2 separate regions of the Homo sapiens genome follow, and region 1 is linked to region 2. The links are chromatin contacts, found by POLR2A ChIA-PET in ENCODE. All regions are on one chromosome and are shown on one strand. The core of a region is the stretch at or near the end of the contact, and the rest is flanking DNA. Distances in the headings are between cores, read along the strand shown.

Region 1 (2,700 bases), core at 167-2,666, 560 kb after region 2:
TCACGCCACTGCACTCCAGCCTAGGCGATGGAGCAAGACTCTGTCTCAAAAAAAAAAAAAAAAAAATAGAGGCCAGGTCCCTCCTTAGACTTACTGTTATTAAATACAATTTAGAGGAGGCCATTGGTTTGAACTGAGCTCCTGCACTAGGCCTGACAGACCAAACCAAAATAGTCACTCACACTGAAGCTCCACCCCACCAAGTTGAAAATAAATTGTTTATCTGACCTTCCCAGAAATTGAGAGTGAGATAATAGCCCAGTACCCAAGCTATTTGAGCTGATATGATAAGAAAATCTTCTCTACTTTAACCTTTACAAGGAAAGGAAATTTGAAACCACCAATCCACTTTTCATTTTCTGTTTCTGCTTCTCTCCCCACTTCTCGTTTCTAAAGCCAACCTCCTCTGCTCAGCTTATCGGAACACTCATCATATTTTATGGAATGAGGTATTGCTCGATTCTAGAACTGTAAATAAAAGCCAACTAAGATCTTTAAATTGGCCAGGTATAGTGGCTCACACCTGCAGCTCCAGCACTTTGGGAGGCTGAAGCAGGAAGATCACTTGAGCCCAGGAGTTCAAGACCAGCCTGGGCAAAACAGTGAGACTCCATCTCTATGAACAACCATTTTTTTGTTTTCTTTTTTTGAGACAGGCTTTCCCTCTGTTACCCAGGCTGAGTGCAGTGGTGCAATCACAGCTCACTGTAGCCTGGATCTCCTAGGCTCAAGTGATCCTCCTGTCTCAGCCTCCAGAGTAGCCAGGACTATAGGCATGCACCACTATGTCTGGCTAATTTTTTTTTTTTTTTTTTTTTAAGTAGAGACAAGGTCTTATGTTGCTCAGCTGGTCTCAAACTCCTGAGCTTAAGCGATCCTCTCACCTCGGCCTCCCAAAGTGCTGGGATTACAAGCGTAAGCCACCATGACTGGCCTACAAAATTTTTTTTAAGAATTAGCTGAGTGTGGTGGCATGAATCTGTAGTCTCAACTACTTGGGAGGCTAAGGTAGGAGGATCGCTTGAACCCAGGAGGTCAAGGCTACAGTGAGCTATGATGGTGTTACTGCACTCCAGCCTGAGCAACATAGACACTATCTCTAATATATATATAGTCTTGTCCCTTGGAATCGCCTGAGTTATAAGGGGTTTTTTTATATGCTAATGAGATGACTCAAGATTGAGGGGCCCTAGATAGCTTCAGGATGGAAGCTGGTTGCCAGAAAAACCAACCAAGAGATTTGAGGATGAGAACTGTCAGCCCCACTTCCCTAGCGGGTGAGGAGGGATTAAAGGTTGAGTTTCATTATCAAACACAAAGACTTGATTAATCTTGCCTAGGTAATGAAACCTCCACAAAAACCCCTAACCAATAGGTTCGGTGAGTTTCTGGGTTGGTAAACATATTGATGTGCTGGAAAGATGGGGCACAAGAGAGGGCACGGAAGCTCTGCGCCACCCCACCCCCATATCTTGCCCTGTGCATCTTTTTCATTTGGCTTCCCCTGAGTTTTAGCCTTTATAAGAAACCAGTGAGCACATGTAAGGTATTTTTCTGAGTTCTGTGAGTCATCCTAGTGAATTAGCAAACCTGAAAGGAGGTCATGGAAACCCTCACATTTGTAGTGGTCTGGGCAGAAGTGTGGGTAGCCTGGGCACCCTATTTGCAGCTGGTATCTGAAGACAGGGGCAGTCTTGTGAGACTGAGCCCTTTAACTTGTGGGATCTGACACTAACTCCAGATAGGCCATGTCAAAATTGAATTATGGGACACCCAATTGGTGTCATAGATTTGGTTGGTGTGATTGGGTGTCAGAGCTGGTGTCAGAAAAAAACACTGCCCAGGAGCTTGTCACATTTGCCCTCTCCTGACCTCGCCTGGCCCTTGCATAACCACACATCTTTATAGAATGTGGTTAAACTCAGAAGAAACTGCCAATTCCACTGCAATTCTCTCACCTAGATTCAATGTTAGCCTTTTGAAGAGACACAGAAGCGACGCTTACATTTCTCTGTTCAAGCCTGCCCAAGGCAGGGCTGGATTAGCCTGCGGGCCTCTGACCTTCTGACTACAGTCCACACTGCACCCAGTGGGCTGTTCCAACAGACCACGGAGCACAGGGCCTCTGCTCTAGAACAGGGCGGAACACACTTGCTGGCCATCTAATGGACTCACCGCCAGCCCTGACTGTGGAGGGACCCTGTCTTGTAAGCCTGGCCATATGGGGTCTGCCTGGCCACATGAGGTCTGCCAGAGCCGTCCTATCTGGCTAGATTCTTTGCTCTAGTTCCTCTCGGCTTTTTATCAGTAGTTCAGCTTTTCCTAGGGCCGCACAGTTGCTGAAATAAACTTACTCAGCCATTTCCACTTGCACGTGCCCCAGGAGCCCAGGAAAAGGCTCTGCTGAAAAGACTTCCCTCTTGCCCCGAGGTCACAGCCATACTTCTGTCCCAGTGTGTGGTTAAACGCCATCTCCCCTCCTTGCCTTTCCCTCTCTCTCTCTCCTTCTGGAGAAGCCACACAGTTTCATCAATCAATGCCACCTATCTTAGTCCGTTTGTACTGCTGTAACAAAACTACCTGAGACTGGATAATTTATCAACAGCAGAAATTGATTTCTCACAGTCCTGGACGCTGGGAAGTCGAAGATGAAGGTGCCGGAGGGCTTGGTGCCTGGTTAGGGCCAGGTCTCTCCTTCTA
Region 2 (2,700 bases), core at 34-2,533:
CCAGGATTGGAGAGCCAACTCCACACACCTCCATATCCCCTCTTAGATGAATGGCAATTCTTTACAGGCCGTGGGCGCAGGCCCAAATGCCTTCTGGGCTTGTCTAATCCTCCAGAGGATATCAAAGGCAATACAGCCAGCATACCCAATCATTAGGAGTTTGGCTTCTGGGACCGGGCACTCTTGGGTGTGAGCACCAGCTCTCTTATTTATAAGCTGTAACCTTGGCCATGTTATTTAACCCTTCTGAGCCTGACTTTCCTCACTTGTACAAGACAGGTAATATACCAACCACAGAGGGTGGTTTTGAGGATTAAATGAGATATTGATTGTAAGAAAACAAATAGCATAGTTGATGGCAGAGTGAGCACCCAATAACAGTTAGCCATTATCATTATTACTACTACTTACTAAGTCCTTACTTCTGTCCAGTAAAATCCAAGACATGGCAAGGACTTGAACCTCGCAGGAATAAAAACATGGCCCACTTGGTTCAGCGTGACAGCTCTCAGGGTGGCGTGCCGTTACCCACCTGCAAATTCCTAACAGCCCAAAGTGGCACCAGTCACTTCCTCCTTGCGTTTCTCAGGCAGCACATTGAGTGGCTGCTAGCATCACTCCAGAGCCAGACTGAATCTGAATCTGGCTCTCCTACTTACACCGGAGTGACTTCCATGCTAGAAATCGCTTCTCTGGGTCCAGCTTACACTTAAGTGAATGGAGATGTAAAATGGAGACGATACCAGTACCGATTATGCAGAGTTGTGGTGAGGACTGAATGAACTAATACATGTAAAGCTTTTAGAAGGGTGCCTGGCATGTGGTGGGTGCTCAGGCATCATTAGCTGTTATCATTATTCTGTGGGAGGCCATTTGCCGCTGCCTTAAGAAGGCTGATCTCACAGAAACATCTGCTGTTGGCAGAAGAGCTCAGCACCAATAGCCAATTTGTGTTTCCCTCCAACTCCCAGATGGCAGCTCTGCAGCACTTTCTCCTCATCTAATTTCTCCTCACCCAGACGCGCTCCACATCAGGACCCTTAGGTAGTACAGAGACAGTTCTTTAGGCAGGGGGATGCCATGTTCCCAAAAGAGCCTGATGAGGCCATAGTAGGCCTCTTCCACCAAGCTATGCTTTCGGTCAGTCCCTCTGTGACTGTTACGGATGCTTTGTAGCCCTGTGGCAATGAGGCTCCAGGACAACACTCATGCAATTCCCTGCTGAGGAGAGTTCAGAAAACTCCATGCTGTGCAGTGCAATTGGGAGGAAACTCAAGGGAGTGCTGTCGTGGGACCTCCCGGTGGTGATTTGTACAAATGACGCAACGCTATCCAGCTTCCCAGAAAACACCGCCTTTTTTTCTTACATTACAGCTCTGAGTCAAAGTGTACTGTGGCCTCAGACCTGGGGCATACAGCCCATTTGACAGCCACAATGAGGGAAACAGCCTACTTCTGGAGCCTGTACCAGAAGGCAGAACGGGAGACTCCCAGCTCTCCCTTACTAAAGGCCAGGGAGGAAATTGTCTCGAATGCTCTCCAGTCCAAAATGGAAAGTTAGATTCAATGGTCTGTACTCTTGGGCTGACTAACCTCCGTTTTTCCTTTTCCCATTGTGCTGAGTCAGCCACGGGGGGTGGGTTGTGCATTTTAAGGGTTTGAATGCAGAAGGAAGGAAGGCTTCCCAGTTTCTGAGCCTTGAGAAGGTGGCACTGTGGCCTCCAACCAGCAGCCATGCCCCCAGGCACCTCATTCTCCTACACTATTTCAGGGACTTTCTGGTGCAATAAGGATGTGACTGAGCCCTGAGCCCCCAGGTTACCAGCCACACCCCAGTGGAATCCCGGGAGCTACGGGGTAAAATGGAATCCTCTTCCACAGCAAGTGCACAGAAGGCACTCAGGGCTGGTGGGAACCTCCATTTCTGCCCTCATTTACTCTGGACTCTGAACCTAATACCTGAGGCTTCCTGCAGCAAATCAGAGAGGTGAAGAGCAACTTACACGTATCTTTTTTTTTTTTTTTTTTTTTTTTGAGACAGGGTCTCTCTATGTTGCCCAGGCTGGTCTTGAACTCCTGGGTTCAAGGGATCCTCCTGCCTCAGCCTCCTGAGTAACACATATCACTCAACAAGGAATAAACACCACAACAATTTTGAGTACCACAGTCGGAGCACTGTGTCCTGCTAAATGTGAGGAGCATTCTCTCTGATGTTATCATCATAAGGCCAGGGCCTGTGGCTTAAGCTCCTCCGTTCCCTTAGAGTCTCCCACACCACACAACAAGTTTGGAGACAGAGAAAGTAGCTAATATTTCCCCCTAAGTGCCAGGCACTGTTTTCTATTTTTTACATTGACAGTTTCATTTATTTCTCCCAATCATCCTAAAAATATTGGTATATTTAGCCTGCTTTATATACAAAGGGATTAAGGCTCAGAGACAGTAAACTATTTGCCAAATGTCACAGAGGTTGCAAGTGAGAGGGGTCAGGATTTGAATTCAGGTCTGCAGGCACCAAAGCCCATCTATACCACACCAGTACACATTTGTTGACTCACTGCGTATCATCCTAAGTCTTACAGAAGCCCCACCCCTCTAACTACAGTAACTGTAGAGGTCTCTAGTACTGTTATGCCTATTAGGGACCTGGGCCACCCCACTGCCTTCTCCTGCCCTGTGAGCTGACTCCCTCCAGGAGCC

The links. ChIA-PET counts read pairs that join two places held with the same protein, here RNA polymerase II (POLR2A).
Region 1: POLR2A ChIA-PET joins it to region 2 with 28 read pairs in activated CD4-positive, alpha-beta T cell. The contact joins two enhancer-like sites. POLR2A ChIA-PET finds 5 or more read pairs at or near these places in 2 of 52 experiments (activated CD4-positive, alpha-beta T cell and activated T-cell).

Annotation. Positions count from the first base shown.
Region 1 is chr2:38,652,340-38,655,039 of GRCh38, forward strand. No RefSeq gene overlaps it. Among named protein-coding and RNA genes, the nearest start is that of GALM, 12 kb to the right of the region's middle. RefSeq lists a cis regulatory region at 1,804-2,477. Within about 2 kb of position 1,417, at least 3 of the 41 ENCODE cell types and tissues checked have a DNase peak (open chromatin) inside an H3K27ac peak, as active enhancers do.
Region 2 is chr2:38,091,033-38,093,732 of GRCh38, forward strand. No RefSeq gene overlaps it. Among named protein-coding and RNA genes, the nearest start is that of CYP1B1, 16 kb to the left of the region's middle. Within about 2 kb of position 1,284, at least 11 of the 41 ENCODE cell types and tissues checked have a DNase peak (open chromatin) inside an H3K27ac peak, as active enhancers do.